Regions from separate parts of the Mus musculus genome. Here region 1 is linked to region 2. Evidence: chromatin loops called from intact Hi-C (ENCODE). Cell type or tissue: heart. All regions are shown on one strand. Links, peaks and the distances in the headings refer to the core of each region. The heading gives the core; the rest is flanking DNA.

The links. Hi-C counts contacts between places; a loop is a spot of excess contacts. Peaks named below come from ENCODE experiments on the same cell type or tissue, not always from the same donor. Only the 100,000 strongest peaks of a DNase experiment are listed, where the experiment ranks them.
Region 1: a loop joins it to region 2, with 2.2 times the contacts of the local background. A loop is called at or near these places in 2 of 42 quality-filtered maps.

What each region holds. Positions count from the first base shown.
Region 1 is chr10:98,739,778-98,748,113 of GRCm38, reverse strand. No RefSeq gene overlaps it. Among named protein-coding and RNA genes, the nearest start is that of Gm40750, 63 kb to the left of the region's middle. In heart, for the core only: no CTCF peak of the experiment used is centred there; a DNase peak (open chromatin) is centred at 3,713.
Region 2 is chr10:99,080,640-99,088,975 of GRCm38, reverse strand. It overlaps the pseudogene Gm51755. Among named protein-coding and RNA genes, the nearest start is that of Poc1b, 22 kb to the left of the region's middle. In heart, for the core only: a CTCF peak has its summit at 3,864 (motif pointing right); a DNase peak (open chromatin) is centred at 3,875.

The sequences.
Region 1 (8,336 bases), core at 295-8,294, 340 kb after region 2:
GGTAAGTGGTGTGACCTGGGTTCAAGTTAGTAAGACACAATGGCACCTGTTTACATAGTTTCCACATATTGTTAGTTATAGAAACCTAATCTCAACCCTGTCTCAAAAAAACAAAAAAACAAAACAAAAAAAAAAACAAACAAACAAAAAAAAAAACAAAAAAAGAAGAAGAAGAAGAAGAAAAACCAAATCTAATCTCTAGAAATAGACTGTGGATGATGCAGGCATTCTTTAGCAAGAGTCAGCTCAATGTGCTTGGTTGGCCAACTTGTAGCATCCAAGATGATGATTTTTATGAGGTCCCTCTGAGAAAGTCGTGGTCATTTTGGAGACATCTTTAAAAATTCTATTAGCTACTAGATGATATTTTCATGCTGTGTGTGAACTCCAAAAAATAAGGTCCAAGCTAAAGGGCTGGAAGGATTTATTTTGAGTTTACTATATGAACCCTTGTATTGTTATCTGCAAGTTAAGATACCACTGTAAATTTGCTGTTTTCCCATGGATTTTTATTAACTGACTAGATTCAACATATGTCACTCAAATGGAATGGTACATCTTATGATTCCGAACACCAGCTGTTCATGCTTGTACCAGAGTCAGTATCATATGAGACATGGATTCTGGGAAGAAGGAAAATTTGAATTGACAATGAACCACAGATTCAATGGCCAATAAGCATAAGTATATATAAAATAATATTATATAATATATAAAATAAATACAAAGATAATAATACAAAAATTTAAATTACTTTTTACTATTATTATTATAGTAATAATTGAAGCAATAGCCTCTTATTTGAAATGAGCCTTCTATGAAAAGCCTTTACAGTATATGTACACACATACACAAAAGTTCATTTTTGTTTAGAAAATATTTGTATACCAGATTTATATAAAACCCCTATAGAAACCTGGCTTTATTTTATACAATGTATAGTGAATTGACCAAATAGAATGTATATTGCCTAAGAATACACAATTTAATCTGAAGGGATGAATATTTTTAGGCATAAAAGTAAGGGAATTGTACTGGTTTAGCAAATTAGTGGTCATAGATTTTTCCAATAACCATGATTTCTAAGATTTTTTATTTTTATTTTTTTAGATAAAGTTTCAGACTGGCCTCCATATTAAAATCCTCCTGCCTCACTTTTTTCCGTCCAGGGATTGGCATATACCTCCATGCTTGGTGTGTCACGTGCAGTCTTGGTTTATTTATAGCCTTAAAATCAGCAACGGATTTTTTTTTTCTGAACACTTTTCACTATGACTTCTGGATAAGGAGATTTCTTTAGAGTGATTGCATTGTCTAAAGGCCAGATATGTCACAGCACCATTGAAATGCCGTTTGGTAGCTAGTGATGATTTACTCTAATCCGAAAGTCTTTCTCAACTTTCCTGCAAGAGAGGAAAAGACTAAATTAACAATCATTATAAAAAAAAGGGAACATGTAAAAAATGCCAAAAACAATTTGGAAATTGGGGGTGAGGGCAGAGTTGGAAATGGGGGGCATAAGAAGGGGAAAGCAGAATGCAAAGCCGTGTGATTACATGCAGTTTATTGAAATAAGTTCAACAAAATGAGTCTCGTCGTTCATGTCATTGGGGGAAATTGCCATTTTGTTCTGGGTAGGATTCCTATTTTTGGAAACTGAAAATTTGCTAAAGTAGTACATTCATCCAAAATTAGCTTGTAAAATGCTTGCAGTCAGCAGCATCTCCAGATCATGGTCAAATGGCATTTTGTGTGGATATTTGGTGACGAGATGTCTAACACAGGTTCAAGTACAATTATTCAGCGTTTCATTACCATCTTTTGCAAATTCAATATCACACCAAGCTGTTAGGAGCCGAAATATAATATGTGTTCTGTGTCTGGCAAGGACACCTAGCTACTGTACTTGAGAACCAAGGACAGCAGCCCTAACAAGTAATATGTGAGATTCTTTTCAGAGGCAAAACATTGGTGACGCTATAATCGATCACTAGCCTCACAACTTACCTCATGAAAGGAAACAAGAACTTAAAGACATGCCTGTGGCATCTAAACTGTGTCTAGTAATGACTAAATGAAGAGGTATGGGTTTAAGAGGAAAAAAAAAAAAAAAGCAGAGCAGAAAGGACAGAAACGAATCTAGAAACAAGAAGAATGACAGCAACAAAACCCAGCAAGCAAAGCCTTCTAGTACAGTGTGTGGCGTGTAGTATGTGTTCATTTTGTTTCCTGATTTTTTTTTTCTTTTTTCTCTTTGGACTGGAATTTAGGGCATTCCCTTTCTTCTGTGGCGATTGTAGGTGTGTGCTTCCACATCTGGTTGCTTCTAGACATTAAAAAAAAAAGGTCTTTTTGATCAAATTGATGTGTTGATTGATTGACTGATCGGTTGAGGTGTGTGTATGATTGTGTTTGTGTGTGTGTGTGTCTAAGGACTCACTTCTTAGAACTTGGGTTGTCAGAACTGACAGGAAGTGTCACTGAGTCATCTCACGTCCTGCCTTTACTGAGGGGAGAAGGGTAAGATCAAGAGGAGGCATCTGAGAGAAGACTTTGGTTTTTTAATCTCTGTAACAAGAAAGGAACAGCATTTATCTGTCTACATTCTTCCAGAGCCCTTGGTAAAGAACAGGGTAGGCTTGCAACCTGACCACATGCAAGTTTCTGCTTCCTCCAGCCCAGTTTAGTGTGTGGAGAAAGCAAAGCCCAACTTCTACAATGGAAATGGAATCTTTCATTGCTTTTTAAAAATCACTTTGTCTATTTATTAGTTTTGCAGTGCTAGGGACCTAATGTAGGACCTCACACATGCTAAGCCAGTGTCCTGTTGCAGGTTTTCCCCTCAACCCCTGTTAAACTACAGCTTACACGGTTAGGACTTTGCGGCTTTATTCCGCACTAGTTAAAGGGGGGTGTGGGGGGGGGGGGAAAGGGGGGAAAGGGGGGAAAGGAAAAGACATGATTGTTCCTAGGTATGGTGGAGGACAATATTTACTGTGGATAAAAGAGAGGAATAGCCAGAGACAGAAATACACCAGGAGAGCCCAGAGTGGTCGGTATCCTGAACCTTGTAGGGTGAGGAAGAGGGGAAGAGAGACACGGAGCAACCGGATGCTGCAGCCCAGAGGCCAAAGGTACAAAAAGGGGCAAGAAACTGAAATGTCTGGATTATATAGGGAAGAGCCTCTGGGAGGGAAGGACAGCCCAGCCACTGGGCTGGAGAGGTCAGCATGGCTGCCTGGGTAAGCGGGCCATCCTCTGTAACTGGTAGGGACTGAGGGATGCTGGGGGAACCTTGCCAGATTCTCTTTGATATGTTAATAAGGCACCTGCAACTCTGGTCCTGGGTTTGAAAGTTAAAAGAGCTGAAGTGTGAAACGAACGAATGGTGATTTTTTTTTTTTTTTTTTGGATCAACTTTTTAAGGAGTACTTCCTAGACAAAAGCAGTGAGTAGAGTTCCCACGTACCTAACAATTATACCTAAGTGGTCTGCTTGGAAACCTATTTGGGTTATTTTTCACATTTATAGAGTTCAAGGTAAATCCCAAACAGGGTTATAAACCACAGGAATTTTCAAGCCTATAATGGCCCCTCACCTTTTAAATGACCCCAAGGAGTGACAGGCCTCCTTGAAATCCGATCTGACTTGAGTAATTTGAAAAAATGTCTCACTCAGTTCCTGCCTTGAGGAGAAGCCGGAAGTCATGAGTCAGTTTCTCTGGTTACCATTGAGACCGCGTCAACTGAGAGAAGGCACTTTATAAACAGCAGTGAGATTACTTCCCTAACAATAAAACCTTCAGTTGTGCTTCCTCTACCGATAGGAAAGATTCGGGTAGTGTGAAAGATTTGGGTAGGGTGAAGACTTATGGAGAAGAGGCAACCTTGCTGTGCTGTGGAACCAGAGTTTGTTCTGTAAAATGTTCAGGCAGGAGAAGTAATGCCGTGTAATGACACCTGCAAATTTATTATTACACTGAGGCTGCTGTGATAGGGCCACAAGATAATAAATCCTGTGAGAAACCGGAATGATATGGAAAGACCACATAAAGGAGGACTTGGGTGCTTCAGTCAGCCAGCCCTGGGTAAGCTTCCGCCAAGTGAGCATGCACCACTTTGGAGTTTACTCCAGCCTGGCCACTGGGAGAATACACATTCAAGTCAGGGACACGGAGCTAAGTACTGCTTAGCTGAGGCCAATCAATGTTTGATATCATTAGTAGCAAAGGAATAATTGTGGCTATTATAAGCTACTAAATTTTGGGGTAGAAGGTCACATTTTAAAATTCAGAACCATTAAGCCTGACGACACAAATGTGTAAGATGTCTGGCTAACAAAGAGTTACCCGTGTTTCTGAAATACAAATCCATACACTCACACACCCACGTGTGTGGTTTTTTGTTTGTTTGGTTTTTTGTTTGTTTGTTTGTTTTTTGTTTTCCTTAATTTTTGGAATGAGTAGAGACTAGGAGCTATATCCTCAAAAGGCCCCAGAATACTCAGATAACTTGAAAAATATGCTATTAAAAAGTTGTGAAGAAGTGTCAGGAAGAAGAAGAAGAAGAAGAAGAAAAAGAAGAAGAAGAAGAAGAAGAAGAAGAAGAAGAAGAAGAAGAAGAAGAAGAAGAAGAGAGAGAGAGAGAGAGAGAGAGGACACGTGTGTGTGTGTGTGTGTGTGTGTGTGTGTGTGTGTGTGAGACAGGGTTGTATTGGTTTCATCTGGTCACTGTATTATGCCAGGACACCCTAGGGGAAGCTCTTGGACTTCAACATTCTGCCCAGATTCTTCTTTTTGAGTTGCACGAGAAAGCTTCACTCTTTTATTATTTTCATATTGAATTAGAAGCTCTTTTACATAAATATAATTTTCTTCAGCATCTGTTGATTTTTTTGGACCATGAAATTTAGCAGGAAATTAAAAGCATGAAGATTTGCATAGCATAATGCTGAGTTATGCAAGTTTGAAATAGGTCTTTATCTAATTCTGTCACAGAAATCTGTTTTTTAGGAGCAGAAGGCTCGGCAGGCTCACATTACTCATTTGTGCGTTTGCGAATGCCACCTCACTCTCCTCCCGAGATGACTCTGTGGCTCACCAGCTTCAACAGCCAGTCGAAAATGCACTTGCCAACAGCCTCGGTCGGATGCCAGCTCCTGGGGGGCTTTGACTGTGGTGGACAGCTTGACACGGAAGTAGCCGGAGTCAGGACAGAGTCAAGGTCGGGAGATAAAGTCGAGGCTTTAACCCCGGTGGCAGTCAGCATCGTCCATCTTGGCATACAGAACGGAGTACAAGGCCAAGCACTTAATGAGAATCTTTCGGAAACCTTGAATTGTATCGGTCCTCCATCTTCTGTCTGTCTTAGGAAGCAACACGCTGACTTCACGAAATGCTTTCAAGAACGCTAGGAGGTGCATGGTATATGCTTATAGCCCCTCACAGACAAAGGGGTTTCTTCAGGCCAGTGATCAAATACCAGTGGCTCAATTTCTGGTCTGAAGTTGTTCACAGATGTTCTGGTGTTGACAGATTGAACATTTAGCCCCTCTTTTTTTTTTTTTTCTCTATACCTGTTTCCTGGGTGAGACCCGAGTCCCTCTTAAAAACTCAGTTTAAATACTTCAAAGAAGTATCCATTTCTCTACCGCCTGGGTTTGTAATCTTCAGCTAGGAACTCCTCATACCATCCTTTAGAGGGAAACCATCTATAATGCCAATTGTTTAGTTTTGGAGCCGGAGAACATTTTATATATCAAAACAGACCTGGCTTCCAGGTTCTTCCAGCATCCCTCAGTCCCTTCCTGGCATTCCCTGCGCCCCCAACCTTGAACGTTCCAGCCTTGGGGCTGGGCTGCCCTTTCCCCAGAGGTCTCTCTCTCCTCTCTCTCTCTCTCTCTCTCTCTCTCTCTCTCTCTCTCTCTCTCTCTCTCTCTCTCTCTCTCTCTCCCACTCCCTTCCTCCTCCTCTCCCTCCTCCCCCTCCATTCTCTCTCTGCGCACTCTCCCATTCTTTCTCTCACTGCCATCTCCTCATGGTGACTTTCCTGGCCTCAATCCTTGGGGCCATCGAAGAACAGCTTTCCAGTAAACCTGCCTTTAATATAATCTAATCTGGCTTAAATTGGCTCATTTCACCAAGGGAAATCTATCACCAGTAAATTGTGTTGTTTTAATGAAAGCCCTCATTGCAAGCTAAATGTGGTGGCAAATGCCTGTTATCTCAACAGGTTTGAAGCTGGGGCAGGAGGAGTGAGTAGCCATTTTAGGCTACAAGGTGAAATCCTGTCCGGCAAACAAACACTCTCATAAACAAACACTCCTCCTTCATGTGAACTCCCGATCTTGACACTTGTTACAAAAGGGGTGAACAGCTATTTGTGTGTGTGTGTGTGTGTGTGTGTGTGTGTGTGTGTAGATAGGGCAAGCTTTACTCTTAATCAAGAGTGTGTGCTTGGAAGATCGAACACACGGAGAAAGGCAAATAATACACTTGGCTTTTGTTCTAACCCAGATAGTGACTGTGTCCTTCCCATTGGCTGGGGTCCAACCCTTAGTCAACAGTCACACCGGAAATGAAGGAGGAAGGGGGCAGGGATCGTTGTTCCTGGAAAGTTGCAGGGGGTCTTTTTCTGTAAACTAAGGTTTTGCATGTGTGGGAGATTAAAATATTTGTATAAAAGTCTTTCAAGGTACTTATGGGAAGATACAAAGATTTGAATTCCTTATCAGGAATGCAAGTTTTATAGTATTTAATAGAAAACACAGAAATATATTAAATATTTCTTATAAATCCTTCTTGTTTTTAAACATTCTTTTCTTTAAACTCACTAAGTTCTGGGCTCTCTTTTTCTGTCCCCTCTTCTAGTAAGCAGGTTCAAGAGGGAAGGAATACCTGTGGTAGTTGATTTAGGACAAAGAATTAATGAGCCTGGCTATTTCATCTGCATGATTTAAGGTGAGCCAACCTTTTAGGCATGGTCCTTTGACCAGGAGATTGACCTGGCCCCGTTGTAATATTAGGCCAGCACCCAGGGGCTTATCTTCTCTTGAGCACCAGAAATTTCTCTAAACAGGTTTTCATTGCTGCCTTAACATTCTGCCTCCCCAAAGAAGTAACTTCAAAATACGGTTAGGAACTAGATCAGAGATCAGAGCTGCCCAATGCTTTTTGGTATCTTTTGCCTCTGGCAAGGGTGAAGCTGCCTTGGGACCGATGAGACATTTCCAGCTTTTGGTTAAGAAAGAAAGTGGATATTTTTCTTTACCCTAAACTCCCTAGCCAGTTTTTTACCTCCTGTTCTTATCACTCCTTCTCCTTCCGAAGACGTAAGCCCAACTGTCATTATGAGATTGGGGTGCTGATTGGCCTGACTTCTTATAGTTGAATTTGGGGTGTTAGATGCAGCAGTTTAAGAGACTCTCCCTCCAAAGGGTCTTATCTAAAAGACACCAACTATCAGATACATGATTGCAAGTCCTTGGCTTGTGCCTAGATAGAGAGTTTAAACGTCCATTAGTCATTAAAATCTCTTTATGAACTCGCAAGATCCCCCATCTATTGGGCTCCTCATGCTTCTTCATCCTCTCAGGTTGTTCTCCAGAGCCCAGAAGGTTCCTTTTGGTGGCTGTTGGATCAGCTGGAAGGCAATGTATGCCCTTCCATATGGCTTCTAGATAGGGAGAGAAAAGAGATATTTAACCATCAGTTAAGCTTTAGTTTAAAACAATGGTGGATTTGTCTCCTTTGGCTGGAGCCTGGTGCTGCAGTGAGCCAACCTTTGAAGTGCTATATCTGAGCAACATTAAAAAAAAAAAAGACTCAAATAATTATTGAGGTAGACTTGTCTAAATACCATCTCATGTAGACTTATATCTAATGTCTGGGGAGTATAAGCTCCTGGATGGTGACCAATCTCTAGTCTTTGGTTATACTTTCCTGCTGAGTGTTTAATAATGTGCAGCTGGGCAAATTAATTACTTTTTGTATTGTCTAGGCCAGTTGGGGATCTGGTATTCAGGGATCCCTTGAGAGGAACCCTAGGCTCCTTTGGCCTTTCTTTTACCAGTTCCGAATCCCCAAGATGGAAAAAGAAATACAACTGACCCAAATTCTCATGGCCAAATGAATGAAGGCAAGCAGTTAATTAAAGCAAACATTTCTATTTGTATGTACAGGCTGTCTTCCCTGAGGCAGGTTTGAGGGGTCAGGATTAGATGTGAGGAACAAAAGGGTTTTATAGCTCAAAGGTAGGGAAGTTTCCAAATAGGGGATTTGGTGGGCAAAACAGCTTGGGCTGTAAGAGCAGAACGTAAGCATAGCAAGTTCATCACAA
Region 2 (8,336 bases), core at 243-8,242:
TAGTAATTCTATAATAATAACCAACTTGGCTTTACTTACTACCAAACAGGCTTGCTAGTAGATTCTGAGTCGGCCATCACTGGAAGGAGAGGCCCATTGGAAACGCAAACTGTATATGCCCCAGTACAGGGGAACGCCAGGGCCAAAAAAATGGGAATGGGTGAGTAGAGAAGTTGGGGGGAGGGTATGGGGGACTTTTGGGATAGCATTAGAAATGTAATTGAGGAAAATATGTAATAAAAAATGTTAAAAAAATATCTCTTTCTCCTGAATCCAGTCCCTGACCACAAGCAAGATAGAAGTTACCCTACAGCGAGGAGAGCAAACCAGGTACCTCCTCTCTGAAGACAGAAACAGGTATACCTGGTTGAGTTGAGTATACATGGCTCCTTCTTCCAAACTCCCCAACGGCTTATCACACGGGAGACAGGACAGAAAGCAAAGTGAGAGGTCATGTTAGCTCCTAGGAAGAAGTCCTTCCACGCCGAAACAGGAACCGGGTAGGAATTAGTTGCTTCCTAAAGTCAGTTGAACTTTATGAAGCTTCATAAACCATGCTTGTACCTTCAGATTTATTTTCCCCACCCCCTGACTCAGACCCTGGCTTTCAGCATCCACAGTTCAACAGAGGGACTGATGAAATCAGTCAAATACATCAATATGCTTCCAGCTCTCCAAGGGACATCTGTGCAGGGACTGTGGCTTTGGTATAGAATGCCACCAGCTGCAAGGCACATTTGCACACCAGGGACTCTTCCTGCCTTTTTTTTTTTTCTTGGTGTCTGCTGAGACAATAGGTGGCCTGTTCTGCAGGTCTGAGGGAAAGAGATGACACACCACACAAGGTTTCCAAGCAAGAAGCAACAAATCGATTGCTCCCTGTTGTGACCAGAGTCCAGGGAGAGGAGAAAGCTTCATCTGATGAGATGATTACAGGTGTCTGAGAACGCATAAAGATGAATTGTTTTTAATGTGTATGCTTGTTTTATTGTGTGCCATTGCCAGTGGATATAAGATAGTCAAACCTATGAAACAGAAGCCTGTGGCAATTTGGAGAGGTGGGTGTTAAGGACCGGCAAGTAGAAGGTTATAGATGACAGCATGTGTTACAAAGAGGCTTTTGTACACACTTCAAACTTAGTTCTCTTAATAGTCTCTGATTTGTGAAAAGTGGTTTGAGAAACCTCAAGAACTATGACTACAAAAGCGAGCAGACTTTGTGGGATCTGAAGGCATTTGAGTTTGAAGACACTCCAGCAAAGCACAAGGTCATGTTGAGCTTTCTGCACACAGAACTGTTTCAAGTCTGTAGGTGCCTGGGAAACCTACCTGTGGTTGAGCCCAGCCTCCAGCTGGAGCTACAGAAACACCTTCTTCATGGTTGATACATTAGAAGAACCAGACCTGTGGGTGGGGCTGGGTTAGAGAGATGGTCTAGTGGTTACAAGCACCTGCTGCTCTTTCAGAGGACCCAGGTTCAGTTCCTAGCACCTACACATCAGCTCACATTTGTGACTCCAGTTCCAAAGGATTTGATGCTTTCACACATACATGTGGGCAAACATCAATGAACATAAAATTAAAAAGAAGGAGGAGGAGGAGAGGGAGAGGAGAGAAGGAGAAGGAGGAGGAGGAGGAGGAGGAGGAGGAGGAGGAGGAGGAGGAGGAGGAAGAAGAAGAAGAAGAAGAAGAAGAAGAAGAAGAAGAAGAAGAAGAAGAAGAAGAAGAAGAAGAAGAAGAAGTCGTCGTCAACATGGCACTGGAGACAGCTGTGCCAACCCATCAGACTGACCTTCAGTTGTGGCATGGGGTGTGTACATGTAGGGTGTGCTGAGATGAATATTTTAATTACAGACAAAAGCATTTTTAAAGAAGATTACAGGGAACTGGAGGATATCTTACCATCAGCAAAACCACACATGAAGCTTGGGTCCTATTCCTTACCCAGGCAAGATTTCATCTAGTGCTCCGTTACCTGAGCTTGAAAAGAGGAAGAAAATAATTCAGTAATTGAGTTGGCTTTTTCTTCAAATGGGGTCTTATGCATCCCAGGCAAGCTTTGAACACCTTAAGCAGCTAAGAATGACCCTGAACCCATGATTCTCCTACCTCAATGTCCCAAGTGCTGGAATAAGAGCTTTGTAGGACTTCACTTTCCAAGAGCTTCAAACATTCCAGGCAAATAGGCAGCCAAGTGACCTGCATTCTCAGCCATTTTGGTAATTGTGTGTTGCATATGTCTCATCATTGTCTTAGGGGTTCCATTGCTGTGAAGAGATACCACAACAACTCTCATAAAGGAAAATATTTCAGTGGGGCTGGCTTACAGTTTAGAGGTTTAGTCCATTATCATTATCCATTATTATTCATGGCAAGAAGAATGGGTAGCATGCAGACAAACATGGTGATGGAGAGGTAGCTGGAAGTTCTCTATATGTGGATTGGCAGGCCACAGGAAGAAGGACACGCTGAGCCTGGCTTGAGTATTTGAGACTCAGTACCAGTTCCCATGACCCTATGGGGGTCAATTTCATTCAAGCCACCACAGTAATTAACCACCAGTGTTACATATTTACTTGGTTATAAACAAAAGTCCCATCCCAGACAGACCATCTTGTAAGACAGCTGGACATAGTTTGATCAAGGGCACAACTCTGCTTTCCACGATCTTCTGTAGTCTGCCCTCCCTCCTCTCTAGTTTTCTTTCCACACTAGCGGTCTCCTTAGTGACGAGGTGGTTGCCAGTGACAGGTGCAACTGGGTGTGCCCCCTCACGTTGGAGGGGACAACATCCCTTCCCACAATCATATAACAAAAGCACTGAGCAGAACACGTGTGAAGAAATCCCCACGGTTCAGGAGATGTGTGTGGGTTGAATTAGGCATTATTAATTAATCTAGTCACAGAATGTAATTAAACTACCCAAGATCTTCCTAGACACTAAAGAAAAGGTGAAGACAGACAAATATATGACAGCTACTTCATAGGATAGAAATTGCATAGATGCCAAGCACATAAGGAAAACAAAACAAAACAACAACAACAACAAACGTGTACCAAAGTTTAGGAAGACCTGGTTAGAAGCAGCATTTTAGTGGAAGGCTTTAAATAGAGAGTGAATTGGAGCTAGGTAGAGGGAAAGTAGGTTATGTAGGAATTGAACAAGAGACAGTAGGGCCTGCCTGCTGGAGGCATTCTGGAGAGAATCCTAAGATATACACAGTATGCTTACATTGTGCAAACTTCAGTAATTGGTTTATTGCTCACAGGGTATTGGGGAGGTAGGAGAGAGAAAAGACTTAGGTCAAAGATTTTGCATACAGTATCAGTAGAACCCAACAGGAACCAGAAAATAAAGCATACTCAGACTGGCTAGTGGGAAGAGCATGACCCATGGGCTATTTACAAAGAAGGGCACAGCCAGGACTAAGGGACACAAGGCTGAAGACAGAACTTCCACCGCGAGGCTAGCTAGCCTCATCAGGAAGTCATTTCTGTGTCCAGGGAGCTGACACCAAGGAGCTGGGCATGGTAGAACATGCGGGTTTGCATGGGAGCAGCTGTGGGGTTGGGTAGAGGAGCACTGCCCACCTACCCCTAACAGCCCGGCTTGGAGGAGTTGAGAGAAACAGTATCTCAACGATGCATCTCGGGTGACTTTTACTGGTTAAAATCAAGCTAAGTGGTGGTGGCAAAGGAAGGTCATCAGCCTGGGGTCCAGAACAAAGCAGAAAGAAATGGAAATAGATCTCGAAGGACAAACAGAACACAAGAGGAGGGACCAACCTTTGGAGGGACAAATAAAACCACAGCACAGATCTTGTGAGCGGTAATGTAGCAGAGGTTTTGAGCCCCGCTGTCCTCTAGAGGGCGCTCCCGGACTTCACTCCTTCAGGAGGCGAACCTAGATTGCCATGGGCGCAAGGAAGGAGCTTTTGCCTAGGCAATGGAGTCTGGCGGAAAAGAATAAAGGGATTGGGGTCTGGGATAGAGATCTTCCCCCTTCGCACTTATATTCACCACACCGGGACTGATGTGCAGCAAACAAAGCCAGAACTAAGTATCTGCTGTTTGCTAAGTTCCTGATTTCCGCTAAGTCATTGAAGCAGGTAGAAAATAATTACATTACAGAGATGAAGCGAGCCTGCATTCAAACCGCGCGCGCGCATACGGTTGTGCCCTGTACTATCTCGCTCCCATGCTACTGGGTTAGTCATTCGGGCCAAAGATTTCCCTGTCTTCAAGGGCTTAATAAAGTCAGGGCTGTGTCTGTAGAAAATAGAAAATACATCTAACAAGAACAAAAAATGTACAAAGAGCCAAGAGAAGAGTACCCGGCAGATTGTTCATGTTGCAGGGGTGTGTGCTGTATTTCTTCTGACACATGGCCAGTCTTTGGCACTCTTACAGCAGGAGACAGAGCACGCAAATCTGGGGCTTATTCAAGCCCAAGGGAACCCGGAAGGCTAGCCACAAATATGTCAGCAATGGCCAAGGCTGTAGGAGCAAGAGAGGTTCTGGAAGGTTCACTTGGTCCAATTCAGTTTCTGACTTTGAGACCAAAGTTCTAATTCAAGAGTGTCAGAGAGTCTCTCACTGGGTGTTCTAACGGATGGATTGATAGTGGGTACCTGACCCATATGCTAAAAGAGACTCTCGGATTGCAAGGATGGACTTAAAGAATGCTGCGACAAATGACATCAGCCATTGACTGTGGATGAATAGGGGAGGAATCTGGTGCCAGACCAGCATTCTTTTACTTAAAATAGTCCCTCCACTGCAATAGCAGGGCAGGACTACAAGGTCCTGATAATAGCTACGGATTAAGGTAGCAGTTCCAGTTTGTTCCAGTTTTAGCACTGATCGACTGCGTCCTAGAAAATCCCTTAACTTTGGTGCCCATGAGCCAATGTCATAAGATTTTTCTCACTGATAATGGAAAAAAAAAAAGAAGTCCAATCAATAATGATCATTGTTTTTGCCTTGGACGGTTTCAGGATGTGAACATGCGTTTTATTCTGGCCTGTTCAGACTTCTCCGTATTCCCACAGTAACTGACCTCTACCCTCCTCTCGGCAGCTTTACCTGCTGACCTATGAAGTATTGGAAAGGAGCCCTCAAAGTGCCTAGCTGAAGAGCATTCCACACAGGGACAACTTACACAGCTGTGGGCACTGTTAGCACAGAAGTGACACGTGCCGAGGTATCGCTTAGGCCTAAGTCCTGACCTCTGGGGTGCCATGCTAGCTGTAACACTGCCTGCCCCATGGCAAGGCAAAGATGACAGAAGAGGAGGGCATCAGAATACCCAGCCTTGCTCTCCTCTGCTCTCTGGCCCCGTGCCAGGGTCTCCTGGCAGAGAATGAGCAAAAGCAAGTGCAACAGCGGCCCTAGTGGAGGTCAGCGTCCCAGGCCACAGAGCTCGACAGGACAATGCAGAGAACATGGCTAAGAATAACGATTTCAGGCTAAGCTGTCGTTCCTCAGCCGCCATTCTGGTCCCTCTTTTAGCTCCAGAAACACAGGTCCTAAATACAAGGCAAATGGCTTCATCATCTCCCAACCCTGATGGGGATGGAGGCCAATCAGATTCGTTTTTGGAACCTGAACTGCACTATCAGTCGTTAGCAGGGCATAAGGCAGCAAGAGAGGGAAGGAAACAGCGAAAATAAAATAACCCACCAAAGGCCCACATCTGGGCAGGTCTAATCCAATAGTCATGGATTCCTGACCCTGGCCCTCCATCCCCAGGAATCTCCATTGGTTCTGCAGTTGCCTGTTCACTGTGTGTATTGGGCTCCCAGTATAATGAGTTTAAATAGTGCTGCTCTTATTTTGTAGCAACACTTCCCATTTCTCCTTAAGAAAAGGCAAACACATTGGCATACTCAGACACACCATCGTTTGCCCTTGATCAAGGGGATGAACAGCCTCGTGTTTGCTGGTGGAGACTCTCCACATTATACAAGGACTTCAGACCACAAGGTGAGTGTTCCAAGAAGGAAACAACGCTCTCCAAGTGAAATATTAAGGGTAATGGTGAGAGGAATTGCTCCCATCCATACTCATGTCTGGGTTTCCAGAGTCTATATTGGCTGTTGATCTGACCACTTCAGAAGACAGGCTGTCTTCATCAGGGTTTCTATTTCTGCACAAAACATCATGACCAAGAAGCAAGTTGGGGAGGAAAGGGTTTATTCAGCTTACACTTCCCACATTGCTGTTGATCACCAAAGGAAGTCAAGACTGGAACTCAAGCAGGTCAGGAAGCAGGAGCTTCAGACTGCTGTAACAAAATGCCACAAGCTACATGGCTTATGGGTGCAGAAACATACTTTTCACAGTTCAAGAAGGCAAGAGATTCTGAGCTTAATGAGATTCTATATTCCCTGGCTCACAGATAATACAGCTGGTCACCTTGAGTGTTGGGAGGCTCTCTGTTGTCATACCACTAATTCTGTGAGGGCAATGCCTCCCTGAACTAATCATATTCCGAGAGTTCCACCTCTAATGCCGCCATGCTGGTGATTAAGTTTCAGCCTAAGAGTCTTGAGTCTAGGGCTAAAGAGATGGCTCAGTGGTTAAGAGCATTGGCTGCTCTTCCAGAGGTCCTGAGTTCAATTCCCAGAAACCACTTGGTGGCTCACAACCACCTATAAGGGAATCTGATGACCTCTTCTGGCCTGTAGATATATATGCAGCAGAACACTCATACATTAAATAAATAAAATTTAAGAGAGAGAGAGAGAGAGAGAGAGAGAGAGAGAGAGAGAGAGAGAGAGAGAGTCAGAGTCTTGAGTCTACAACCGTTCAGAATATGGAAGCTGGGAGAGAGACTCACTGACAGCAAGTCAAGAGACCATCATAGCTGCCACCTTCTTTAGCCTTCTGTATACATGTCCTCTGGGAGACCAGTAGGAGCTTCAAACAGCCTTTTAGAAGGTTATCCCCTTGCTTTTAGATGATCTTGATAGCAATCTTCCAAGCCTTGGATAAACCGACCAACTCACTAGCCACGCTCTGTAAATGTCCCTATCTCAGGAAACCACAAATTATCTCCTATGTGACTAACCATAACCCTTGTTCATGATAAGGGTTCCTTCTGACTTTCAGGACCAACCCAGAAAGATAGCTTCTGAAATCCGGCAGTGCCCCCTTCTTCCTCATTAAGTGGTCATGGGAAATTCCCCATGACATCAGAGTCATAATTGGAGGGAAAGTTGGGAAGCGGCAAGAAGCCTGAGTCATCTGCTTATGCAAAGAAGTGCCGAAAATAGAGCGGGAGAGGTGAGGAGAGGCGGAGCAACAGCTCGCCCACACATGCGCAGTTCCTTACCCTTAAGTTAGTGTGAAATGATTCCTTAGCGAGCATGCAGTTCCTTACCCTTAAGTTAAAGTGAAATGATTTCTTAGCGAGCCTCCTTTTCACTGTGAGAAAAATCCTCATGAACACAAAAGCTTCAACTTTTTAAAAAAAGATGCTAACAAGGCAATGAGAGATTATCTTAGCATATCTTGACACATTTAAGATAAATATCTTACAGTCTTTATTAAATAAACCAGAAGTCGAGAAGTAGACATATCTAAGATCTGTGTCTAACTGATTTTTCCTAAGAAGTCTTTAATATTTGTGTGTGTGCTCGCGTGCTCATGATCGCTCACACGTTTTCTCCCTGAGAAGTCATAGGAGTGGCTTTATTTTGTGAAATTACAAGTTTTATGCTTACGATATGTATGATTTTGTATATAAGTATTCCATATGACCCAATGAAATGTATTCTCTGTATATGATGACCTTTCTTTAAATATTTCCATAAAACAGAAACTAGATGAGAAAATTTCATGGCATACTGCACAAGGTACTGCATTCTTGCAGCTGAATCACCCAGTCTACCAGAGCTATTTGCTGACTGCTTAGAACACAAGGACTTGCCTTAAATACCACCTACCTATACAGCAGGGAGAGTGAGATATAAAAGCAATAATCCATTCACTAACCAATTATTCACATGGCTAGAGGAGATGACTTGGTCATTAACAGCACTGTCTGCTCTTCCAAAGGTCCTGAGTTCAATTCCCAGCACTCACATGGTGGCTCATAGCTAACTGTCCTGGGATCTGATGCGCTCTTCAGGCATGCAGGAGCACACAGACACACACAAACACACACACAGATAAATAAATGGATCTTTAAAAAACCAAAAATGTATTCACTAAACACCTACGATATGTTAGACAACCATCTAGACAGTTGAGATTCCATGAGTGAGCAATAAGAGACAGAACCCCTCGTCATGTGGAGCTGATTCCTTGTGAAAGGAGACTGTCAATTAACA